2 separate regions of the Homo sapiens genome follow, and region 1 is linked to region 2. Evidence: chromatin loops called from intact Hi-C (ENCODE). Cell type or tissue: CD14-positive monocyte. All regions are shown on one strand. Each heading gives the region's core, and the rest is flanking DNA. Links, peaks and the distances in the headings are about the cores only. Region 1 has its middle 32 kb from the start of PDGFB. Region 2 has its middle 15 kb from the start of APOBEC3A.

Region 1 (5,371 bases), core at 94-5,093, 340 kb before region 2:
CCAAGTGTACTTGTGCACACAGGGGTGGGTGGGGATTTGCAGGGTGGTTGGCACACGGGGGGTCCCATCCAGGCTTAATTCCCCTCCCCAATTCTCTCCAGCTCCCAGGGAGTTGGCTCTGGGCCCCAGAGACACCTGGAAATGCCCCTTCCTGTCCCAGGCTCAGAATGAATTGAGGGAACAATGAAAAACAAACAAAACAACCATTTACTTGCTGAAGAGCGAATATGTTCACATGTCCAAATCATCAAAATACTCAAAGGATATGCAGTGAGAGAGAAGTCCTCCTCCCACCCCGTTCCCCCACCGTTTCTTGAGTATTTGAGTATATTTTCCCAGAGATGCCCTAGGCGGGTACGCGGGGAGATGCATTTGTATTCTCTTCTCCGCCTTAAACACACCCTGTGAATGGCGGAGTTTTTTCTTGGAGAATGGCAGGCATCAGCACAGAAACAGCTTCCTTGAGCTGCGGTGTATGGGTGGGTGTTCCATTGTTATTTGACGAGGCTGTAAAGGGAAGGTTGTTTTTTTTTCAAAGCAAAGGAATAGCTTCATGGAAGCGTCCTTCCTGGAATCTGGAATTCGGAGACGGGCTTGAGTCTGAGCTGGGCTACTTGCCTCTCGGGGACTGCACGTGTTGCTTCCCCTGAGCCTCAGTGTTCTCATCTGCAAGATGCTGCTTGTGGCTGGGCACGGTGGCCTATGCCTGTAATTTCAGCACTTTGAGCTGTCGATGCACGAGGATCGCTTGAGGGCAGGAGTTCAAGACCAGCCTGGGGCCAGGCGCAGTGGCTCACGCCTGTAATCCTAGCACTTTAGGAGACTGAGGCAGGAGGATCACCTGAGGTCAGGAGTTCGGGAGCAGCCTTGGCAACATGGTAAAACCTTGTCTCTACTAAAAACACAAAAATTAGCTGGCATGGTGGCACGTGCCTGTAATCCCAGCTACTCGGAAGGCTGAGGCAGGAGAATCGCTTGAACCCAGAGGTGGCAGTGAGCCAAGATCACACCATTGTGCTTCAGCCTGGGTGACAGAACGTGACTCCATCTCAAAAAAAAAAAAAAAGCCAGCCTGGGAGACATAGTGAGGCCCCATCTCTACCCCTGACCATCCCCCCCAACACCCAAAAAAACAAACTTAGCTGGCCATGGTGCTGTGTGCCTGTAGTCCCAGCTACTCGGGAAGCTGAGGCAGGAGGATTCCTTGAGCCCAGGGGGTCGGAGCTGCAGTAAGCTATGATCACACCACCATACTCCAGCCTGGGTGACACAGCAAGACCCTGTCTCTACCAAAAATAAAAAAAAGTAAAAGATAAAAATAAAAAAGGCAGTGGTTGTACCCATCCAGGAGATAATGTTGCCCGTGGGTAGCCTGCGGGCTGTGCCCCGTTTGTGGATGTGTTTTGCTCATAAAACTTTTCCAAACTCTGGAGATTTCAAATTATAACCCAGATTTCTGGCTTCTCTTGAAAAATCAAAAGTCTGGCCATTGCAGGCTGGAGCCAAGTAGCCACTGCCCGCTTTGGAAGGGCCAGGGGTGCTCCATTTGGCCTCAGGCCTCACCGCGTCCTGTTGCTCACGGACATCCCCCAACCTGGTAGTCCTCCTCCGCAGAAGGGAGTGCTGGGGTTAAATTCATGCAAACAGAATGGGCAGGGTCCCCAGCGCTCGGCACAGGCCCAGCCTCACTCTCTTGCTGGATACTTGGGGTATCTGGGACTCAGTAGCCACAGCCATGGATGATCCAGTCTTGGAAACCCAAGCCCTGAGCAAGCGGCTCCAGAGTGTCTCCTCCACCAGAAGGGAAGCTGAGATGCCGGCACCGTGTCCGGGAAGAGCTCTGGGCTGCAAGCCAGGCGGTTTCATCCCGGGAGGCGGCGGCCGAGGCTTCTTCCCTAGGATGGAGCCGGAAGCCAGGCTCCAGGCACCTGGAGTTCCCATCTCCGGGTCCCCAGGATGTAGATTCCTGCGCACAGCCCCCCACGCCTTCCTTTTCCCTACCTACCTTTGGCAGCCACATCCTGCCTTTCAGGGGTGGACCAGGACTGAAGGGGAGGCAGGGAGGTGGGTGGGATCCCAGGAGGACCTTGGGGACATCCTCTCTTCAGGGTGGTTGCAAACTCTTCTTGGCCCCAGGGTGCCTTGGAGCACAGTTTGAAAACCACTGATGGAGCCCTTTTGCTAGATGGGAAAACAGAGGCCTGCAGTTGGGGGGGTAGGAGGGTCAGAGGCCTGGAGACCTTAGAGTCCCCCCTCCCCAAGTCTACTACAGAGCCCCGGCATGTGGAATTGAAGCTCACTGAGCCCCCAGCCAGTCTCACCCTGCTGTTGTCTGTCCAGAAGACCAGGGAAGTAGTGGGTCTCCTCCTTCTCCAAAACTTGAATTGCCTCCTCTGCCAAGTGCCCACCTTACAGGGTGGTTGTGAGGAGTCAAAGAGATGAGAGTGCAGATAGCAAGAATAAGATCCACGGTAGCTCCTGCCTCCTGGGCTTGAACTGCAGGCTGTCCAGCCTGGACTTGGACGAGCCCATTTTTTACAGCACTTTCTTGGGAGATAATTTACATACCCTAAAATTTACCCACTTAAAGTATATGAGTCAGTGGTTTTGAGTATATTTACAGAGTTGTACAACCATGACCACAATCTAATTCTAGAACATTTACATCATCCCGCAAAGAAACGCAACACCCATCAGCAGCCACTCCCTGTTCCCCTCCTCCAGCCCCTGGAACGCTCCTCTGCTTTCTGTCTCTAGAGAGTTCTCTGTTCTGGACATTTCGTATAAATGGAATCCTACAATGTGTAGCCTTTTGTGACTGGCTTCTTTCAGTGAGCATCATGTTGTGGCATGTGTCACTCCTCCATTCCTTGTTGTTTGTTGCTAGTTCTTCCACTAGAGCAGCTGGAAAGAACATTCCTTTTCATGGCCAAGTAATATTCCATTGTAAGGACATACCACAATTTGTGTGTCCACTTATCCGTTGATGTACATTTGGGTTGTTTTCACCTTTTGACTATTAAAAATAATATTTCCGTGAGCATTCTTGTACATGCCTTTGTGTGGACGTATGTTTTCATTTCTCCTTTGTAAATATCTAGGAGGAAAATTGCTGGGTCATGTGGCAGCTCCATGTTTAACATTTTGAGGAACTGCCAAACTGGTTTCCAGAGCGGCTGAATCATTTTGCATTCCCACCAGCAACCTGGGAGGACTCCAGTTTCCCCACATCCTCACCAACGCTGGACCCTGTCTTTTTGATCACAGCGATGCTAGTGGGTGTGACATGGTCCCACCACTGAAGGGACAGGTTTCCATTTTCATTTCCGTAATCAGCAGTCATGTTGAGCATCTTTTCATGCACTTATTAGCCATTTGTAGATCTCTTTTGGAGAAATGTCTATGCAAATGACAGCCTGTCATTGAATCCTCACAACCACACGGTTGGAGGAAACTGGAACTATGGTCAGTCACACCGATGATGAGGAAACTGGGGTTCCGAGGAACTCTTGAGAGATAGTGGAGACAGGAGCCCCGTGCTGGGACACTGCGCCTGGGGGGCGGGGTGTGGGTGATGGGGGAAACAAGGAGATATGAGGACCCCCTCAGCACTGCAGGCTGGAAGAACTGAGCCCTGATTCCTATTCCTCTCTGCCTCTGTCTTACTCTGGGACCTTGGGCAAGACACTTCCTACCCTGAGCCTCAGTTTCCCCAGCTAACAATGCCTTCATCCTGCCATGGGAATCAGATTTGGTGCTACATGTGAATGTACTGAAGGCCAGAGCAGGGCCCTGGTGGTTCCAGACCTGGGAATCACTCACCCTCCAGTCGCTGGCCCTCCAGGGCTGGCTGTGGGTGAGGCCTCTGCTCTGGGTCTCAGGCCAGCCAGCACTCTTGGCCACCAAGCACTAAGAGTTCTGGGCCTGCAAGGAAGGCTTGCTCAGGCTGGGGCTGGGCAGACAACACGCAGGCAGTGTCTGGGCTGCTAGTCTGTGGGAAGCAGCACATTTGTCCCTGAGCAAGAGCCTCTTCTGCACTGGCCACCTGCAGCCCCGGCCACCTGCTGCTTCTACCTGGGGCCAGGGTGGGTGCGGGGCATAGAGCTATCAAGGGAGCAGAGGCGGGGGAGGGCTAGGAGGAAACTAGGCTGAGAGCGCCTCCACTGGGGAGAAACTGGGCAGATGGATTCATTCACTCATTCATTCACTCACTCACTCACTCATTCATCCAGCCGTGTGTGCTGGCCTCTCGTGGCCCCCATGCTTTCCTGATGGAAGCGCTGACTGCAATGCAGCCATTCCTCAGGAAACTTGCTGAAGGAGTGGACACCATGAGCGTGGGACCCGTGTTGAGAGTCAAATACCTCCAGCCCCTGCCTTCACCGCATTCTTGGCGGAGGAGGAGGGACAGATGGAGTAACAACGGCAGCGCCTTAGAGTCTCTGCTAGGGACCAGCCACTCCCCCAAGTCCCTTAATCAAATTAAGTCGTTTAATCCACTATGCAACTCTTATGGTAAAACCATTCTTGTTTTTTTGTTTTTTATTTGAGACAGAGTCTTGCTCTGTTGCCCAGACTGGAGTGCAATGGTGCAATCTCGGCTCACTGCAACCTCTGCCTCCAGGGTTCATGCCATTCTCCTACCTCAGCCTCCTGAGTAGCTGGGATTACAGATGCCCACCACCACGCCCTGCTAATTTTTGTATTTTTAGTAGAGACAGAGTTTCACCATATTGGCCAGGTTGGTCTCAAACTCCTGACCTCGTGATCTGCCTGCCTTGGCCTCCCAAAGTGCTGGGATTAGAGGCGTGAGCTACCGTGCCTGGTGATAAAACCATTCTTTTTTTTTTTTTTTTTTTTGAGACGGAGTCTCGCTCTGTTGCCCAAGCTCTGGACTGCAGTGGCGCAAACTCGGCTCACTGCAAGCTCCGCCTCCCGGGTTCACGCCATTCTCCTGCCTCAGCCTCCCAAGTAGCTGGGACTACAGGTGCCTGCCACCACGCCCGGCTAATCTTTTTGTATTTTTAGTAGCGACAGGGTTTCACTGTGTTAGCCAGGATGGGATAAAACCATTCTTATCTCCTTTTCATATATTGGGAAACTGAGGCTCAGAGAGGAGCAGAGACTGGGTCAAGGTGTCACGGTGGGTTAGTTGCAGAGCTGGAGACAGAAACCTGCTGTCTGGTTCCCAGCTCCAGACTCTCCACATGATTCTGCCTCTTTCTCTGCACTCCCCAACCCACCCCTCTGGAGTTTAGACCTAGTGCTTTCCAGCCCCCTGCCCCCTTCTCTTAATATTTGAGCCGTATTTGAGAACAGCAGTCTGGTGTGTTCCCTGCAGCAGCCAGGAGATGTGGGTTCAAGTCCTCCC
Region 2 (5,371 bases), core at 287-5,286:
GGTGGTCCCTGAAATGAATCCTAAAGGCAGATAGGAGTCAGCCAGGCTGGAGGGCTGTGAATGGCAGAGACAATCATGACACAAGGGGTCTCGCATGCAGAGGTATCTGAGTGCATGATATTGAACTTGTCATAGTCAATTCTGTTCAGCGAGGGCCCCATAGGTGAGCCGAGAGACAGCCCAACCTGGGGCGTGTATTTGCCACCTGTGTGACTTTCAGGAGACTAATGGCACAGCAGTGTTCTAGAGAGCCCAGATCTTCCCACCCCCTTGCTCTCAGAATCAAATCTGAACCAGCGGCCGAAGGCCACCTTCCCACACCCTTCCTGAGTGGTCCCCAGCAGGTGCCCTGATGAGATGCAGAATCGGTGCTTCCATGAGCTCTCCAATCCCAGGAGAGGGGAAGGAGGGCAAAAGGGAAGCATGGGTGGTAAGCAGCCCCTGTGAGCGGAACATGGAGTGAACACAGAGGACTGGCCTAAACGGAGCTTAATTCTTCGAGATTCCTGAGCTTTAAGACCAAGGTATCAAGAGGCTGGACTCTCTTTGAGAACCACCGACAACCCTAGCCTTCAAAAGGATGGGCTAGGCACACACTGAAATCTCGTCAGCTTACACACAATTCCTAGAGAAAGGGCTGAGCATGGTGGTTCACGCCTGTAATCCCAGTCCTTTGGGAGGTCAAGGAGGGCTGATCGCTTGAGCACAGGAGTTCGAGACCAGCCTCGGCAACATGGTGAAATCCCATCTCTACAAAAAATACAAAAATTAGCCAGGCGGGATGGTGCGTGCCTCTTGTCCCAGCTACTCAGGAGGCTGAAAGGTGGGAGGATCACTTGAGCCCAGGAGGTCAATGCTGCAATGAACCATGATCACGCCACTGCACTCCAGCCTGGATGACAGAGTGAGATGAAAGAAAAAGAAGGAAAGGAAGGAAGGAAGAAAGGAAGGAAGGAAGGAAGGGAAGGAGGGAGGGAGGGAGCGAGGAGAAGGAGAGGGAGGAAGGGAGGGAGGAAGAAAGGAAGGAAGGAAGGATGGGAGGGAGGGAGGAAGGAAGGAAGGAAGGAAATGAGAGAAATGACCTAGAGATAAATTAATAAACAGATTTATGCTCAAAAACACAGCAGCAAGAGACCTTTAGATTCACAAGAGGTGGTGGTAAAGGGTCGTGGGAGGATTTTTTTCTCTGTTTTTGTTTACAGAGGAACATTGATCACTTTTTGTATCTGCACTCCACACACAGGCTCCTATTTAACTTTTACAATCTCCTTGCAGTGAAGGCAAGCGTCATGACCCTCGTTTTACGGGTGAAGCCACTGTGCAAAGACACAGCCCAGAAAAGGCAGAAACTCGACTTGAGGTTAGGTCTGCTGGGCTCCAAAGCCCCTACTGAGGAAAGACAAGTGTGACCAAAAGGCCAAACAGGAAGGCGACAGGACCAAGCAGGAAGGAGTCAGCACAGGGTAGAAGGTGACACCAAATGTTCTTGGCCAGGAGAAGGAGCTTTGAGAAGCTCAGCTGGAGTCAACGTTGGGAGGCATCATCAGAGAAGGGAGCACTGAGGCCTCGGACAGGGCAGGGACCCAGAGGGAAGGAGACCAGAAAAGGGGAAGGAAGAGGCCATCTCAAAGGCAAAAGCAGAGAAGACACCTTCAGGGAGGGAGGGTGAGTCGGGGAGGAGAGAGGCTTAAGAACCAGAGAAAAAAACTGCTTGGAGCCAGGTGTCGCCGATAGGGGGCTGTGGCGCCTCTGTCTCCCCACAGCACATTCCCTCTGCTTCCTGTTTCCTGGAATCTTGTATCACCTTCTCTATCCATTAGGGATCTTCGGTTTCAAGCAAAAGAAGTGGACCATAGCTAACGAGAAACGTAACAGAGCTCACGGGGTTGAAGGGTAAATTACAGAATCTGGGCTCAGGAAGCACAAGAACGAGTGACAGTGCAGGGTCCAGGAGCAGGAACCCATGCACAGCCCTGGAGGTCTCAACCACTGGGATCCACATTGCTCTGACCGTGTTTTCTGGTTTTGTCTTATTTTGTTCAGAGTCAGAGCTCCAGGGGAGTCAGATTGGGTTTGGGTTCTGAACTGGCCCTAGTCCTGGAGAGGGCAGGGGCCTGGGTTGTCTTGTCCACAAATCAATCAAGATGACAATCAAAGGAGAGGCGGTTCCCCAAAGGCAGCAGAGGAAGGGATGCTGGGCAGGCGAGTCCAACCCAGAGCAGCTACACAGCCAGGTGCTGTGGAGTGGTCAGTGCTGCCCTGGTCTCACCCGGAGCTTCTGTTTCATCTCCCCACAGCACGTTCCTTCTGTTTCCTGTTTCCTGGAATCTTGGATCACCTTCTTTACCTATTAGAGATCTTTGGTTGCAAGCAAAAGAAACTAACCATGGCTACCTAGAAACGTGGGGGAAGCTGGGTGCGCTGGCTCACACCTGTAATCCCAGCACTTTGGGAGGCCAAGGCAGGTGGATCACCTGAGGTCAAGAGTTCAAGACCAGCCTGGCCAACATGGCAAAAGCCCGTCTCTACTAAAAATACAAAAATTAGCCAGGTGTGGTGGCAGGCACCTGTAATCCCAGCTACTTGGGAGGCTGAGGCAGGAGAATCACTTGAACCCAGGAGGCGAAGGTTGTAGTGAGCTGAGATCGTGGCACTGCACTCCAGCCTGGGTGACAAAAGTGAGACTCCATCTCAAAAAAAAGGAAACATGGGGGGCGGCTCACAGAGTGGAAAGGTTAACCCTTTTCTACACTGGACAGACAGAAAAGGTTGAAGAGTTAACACCTTTCCACACTCTACAGCCATGGTCCAAGGAGGAGGCCAACAAGATCATGGCACGATTGTAAGCATCATCGGTGGAAAATCAAAAAGGTGGAACCATTTGGCTGCCACATGAAGAAGATGTTTTTTGGAACGGCATTAAGACAGGAAGATTCGGGAGAGGTAAGTCATCATGACCGAGGTTGGTGAGATGCACGTTCCTATAAGTACGGTGATGTAAACCCCAAAGACTGGGTTTTCAACATTTAGATTCAATCTATAGACAGGACATGGGAGGCTGAGATATGTTCACAAAATTAATATAAACATTCTCAACCTTAATAATGTGAAGGCGAAAGTGAAAGAGGTCAAGATGGAATGAGGAGGGAGGCTGGAAGAGGAGTGAGGGAAGTGTCAGCGGCTGATTCACAAGGTTGAGTCAAGTGATTCTGCTTCTTGTTGAGTTTCAGCAAGCACTTGAAGCTGTGGGCGTTTGCCCACGGGGGACCTGAGGGCACTGATGCAACTACATGAGGAGGGGAGAGGAGGGGAGGGGAAGTTCTGGAGAATTATAAGAGCGAAACTCTCATATTCGCGGAGGGAAGGCAGTAGATACCATCAAGAGCTAGTAAATCAAGAAATAGTGGTTCCCCGAGGAAACCACCCAAGGAACTAAAACCAGAGGGTCAGTATGACTGACTCCGAAAACCGGAAGCAGCCTAGAGGAGAAAATCCTCTGCGCCGTGTTCCCTTCTCCAGGATGTTGTCTTAACTAGTGTGTGTTATATCAACAACTTTTAACCTCATCCACAATGTGAAATAAAACGATACTATAACCAGGAATTAGTAAGAAAAGCACAGACTTTCATCAGAAAGCACCATTAAGGGAGTAAGGGAGTGAAAAGGCCTATCATAGACTCGGAAAAGATGTCTGCACTATATCTACCTAACAAAGAGTTTATCTCCCAAATATATAAGGAGCTCCAGAAAATCAGTAAGAAAAAGAGCCCATTATAAAATGGGCCAAAATCTTGAAGGAGCAGCTTACAAAAGTGGATATCAAAATGGCCTGTGAACCCATGAAAATGTGGTCAACCTCATTAATCATCAGAGAAATGTAAAGTAAAACCACAGTGAGATACCACTAGCCCCTCCCCACCAGGATGGCTAAAATCCAAAAGACTGACAACATCAAATATTGTCAAGGATGGAACTCTTTTACATTGCTGATGGTAGCATAAAAGGGGCAGCATAGAATGTTTAGTTGCAGCTACTAAAGCGAAACAAGCATCTACTCCATGACTTAGCAATGCCACTCCTAGGTATTATAATATCCAACTGAAATAGATGCTATGTCCACCAAAAGGCTGCATAAGAACGTTCACAGTCTGGGCGCGGTGGCTCACGCCTGTAATCCCAGCGCTTTGGAATGCTGAGGGAGGCAGATCACCAGAGGTCAGGAGTTTGAGACCAGCCTGGCCAACATGGCAAAACTCCATCTCTGCTAAAAAGAAGTACAAAAATTAGCCAGGCGTGTTGGCATGCACCTGTAATTCCAGCTACTCGGGAGGCTGAGTCAGGAGAATCCCTTGAACCCAGGAGGTGGAGGTTGCAATGAGCAGAGATGGTGCCACTGCACTCCAGCCTGGGCAACAGAACGAGACTCTCAAAAAAAAAAAAAAAAAGAACGTTCATTTCGCTTTATTCATGACAGCCAAAAACTCGAAATAACTCGGTCTGTCCAGCAACAATGGCATATATTAAAATATATTATAATATATAAAATTATTTTAATATATAAATTATATACAATGTAATTTTAATATATTATAATTTAAAATATATATTAAAATATATTGTGAATATGTTATACATGGTAAATATATTGTACTCTCTCCATCAATGGAATACTACACAGCAATAAAAATGAATGAACTCCTGGCATATAAAGCATCAGTGAACCCCACAAAAGTAATATTGAACAAAAGAAGTCACACATAAAAGAATTCATACTGTGTAATTTCTATGAAGTTCAAAAACAGGCAAAATTAATCTATGATAATAGAAGTCAGAACACCAGTTTCCAGTGGAGGGGGAACAAATCGAATGACATGCATGAGCCACCTGAGATTCTGGAGAAAGCCTCCACCCCATCTGGCCGGTGGTTACATCAACTGCAAACCTAAGCTTTTGCAATTAACTCTAAGTTATACTCCAATACAAACATTTTTGAAAGAAAACAAAGTTTCAAAGCCTGTATTTTGAAAGAAGGGAACAGTTTTACTAACGGACATAAAATATCCCAAATACACTGATAGACAGAAATACAACACAAATGCAAATAGAATCACCATGACTGCTCTTAGCTTTCTTTCTTTTTTTAAAATAGTAAACGGGTTATTTAAGTCCAAGTGACAGAATAATTGTGATTGAAGGAAATGAGGGGGTACTTACAATATATCAGAAACTAGGGAAGCTGACTTGGCATGGTGGTTCACGCTTGTAATCTCAGCACTTTGAGAGGCCGAGGCGGGGGAATCACCTGAGGTCAGGAGTTTGAGACCAGCCTGGCCAACATGGTGAAACCCTGTCTCTACTAAAAATACAAAAA

Evidence for each region. A loop is a pair of places that touch in the nucleus more often than their neighbours do. Peaks named below come from ENCODE experiments on the same cell type or tissue, not always from the same donor. Only the 100,000 strongest peaks of a DNase experiment are listed, where the experiment ranks them.
Region 1: a loop joins it to region 2, with 5 times the contacts of the local background. A loop is called at or near these places in 1 of 110 quality-filtered maps.

The regions. Positions count from the first base shown.
Region 1 is chr22:39,274,758-39,280,128 of GRCh38, reverse strand. No RefSeq gene overlaps it. Among named protein-coding and RNA genes, the nearest start is that of PDGFB, 32 kb to the right of the region's middle. RefSeq lists an enhancer at 1,500-2,259 and a silencer at 2,244-2,418. In CD14-positive monocyte, for the core only: no CTCF peak of the experiment used is centred there; DNase peaks (open chromatin) are centred at 2,678, 3,148 and 3,468; H3K4me3 peaks cover 996 bases; H3K27ac peaks cover 1,939 bases; H3K27me3 peaks cover 2,312 bases.
Region 2 is chr22:38,939,710-38,945,080 of GRCh38, reverse strand. No RefSeq gene overlaps it. Among named protein-coding and RNA genes, the nearest start is that of APOBEC3A, 15 kb to the left of the region's middle. In CD14-positive monocyte, for the core only: no CTCF peak of the experiment used is centred there; DNase peaks (open chromatin) are centred at 1,600, 3,310 and 3,880; H3K4me3 peaks cover 3,124 bases; H3K27ac peaks cover 4,080 bases.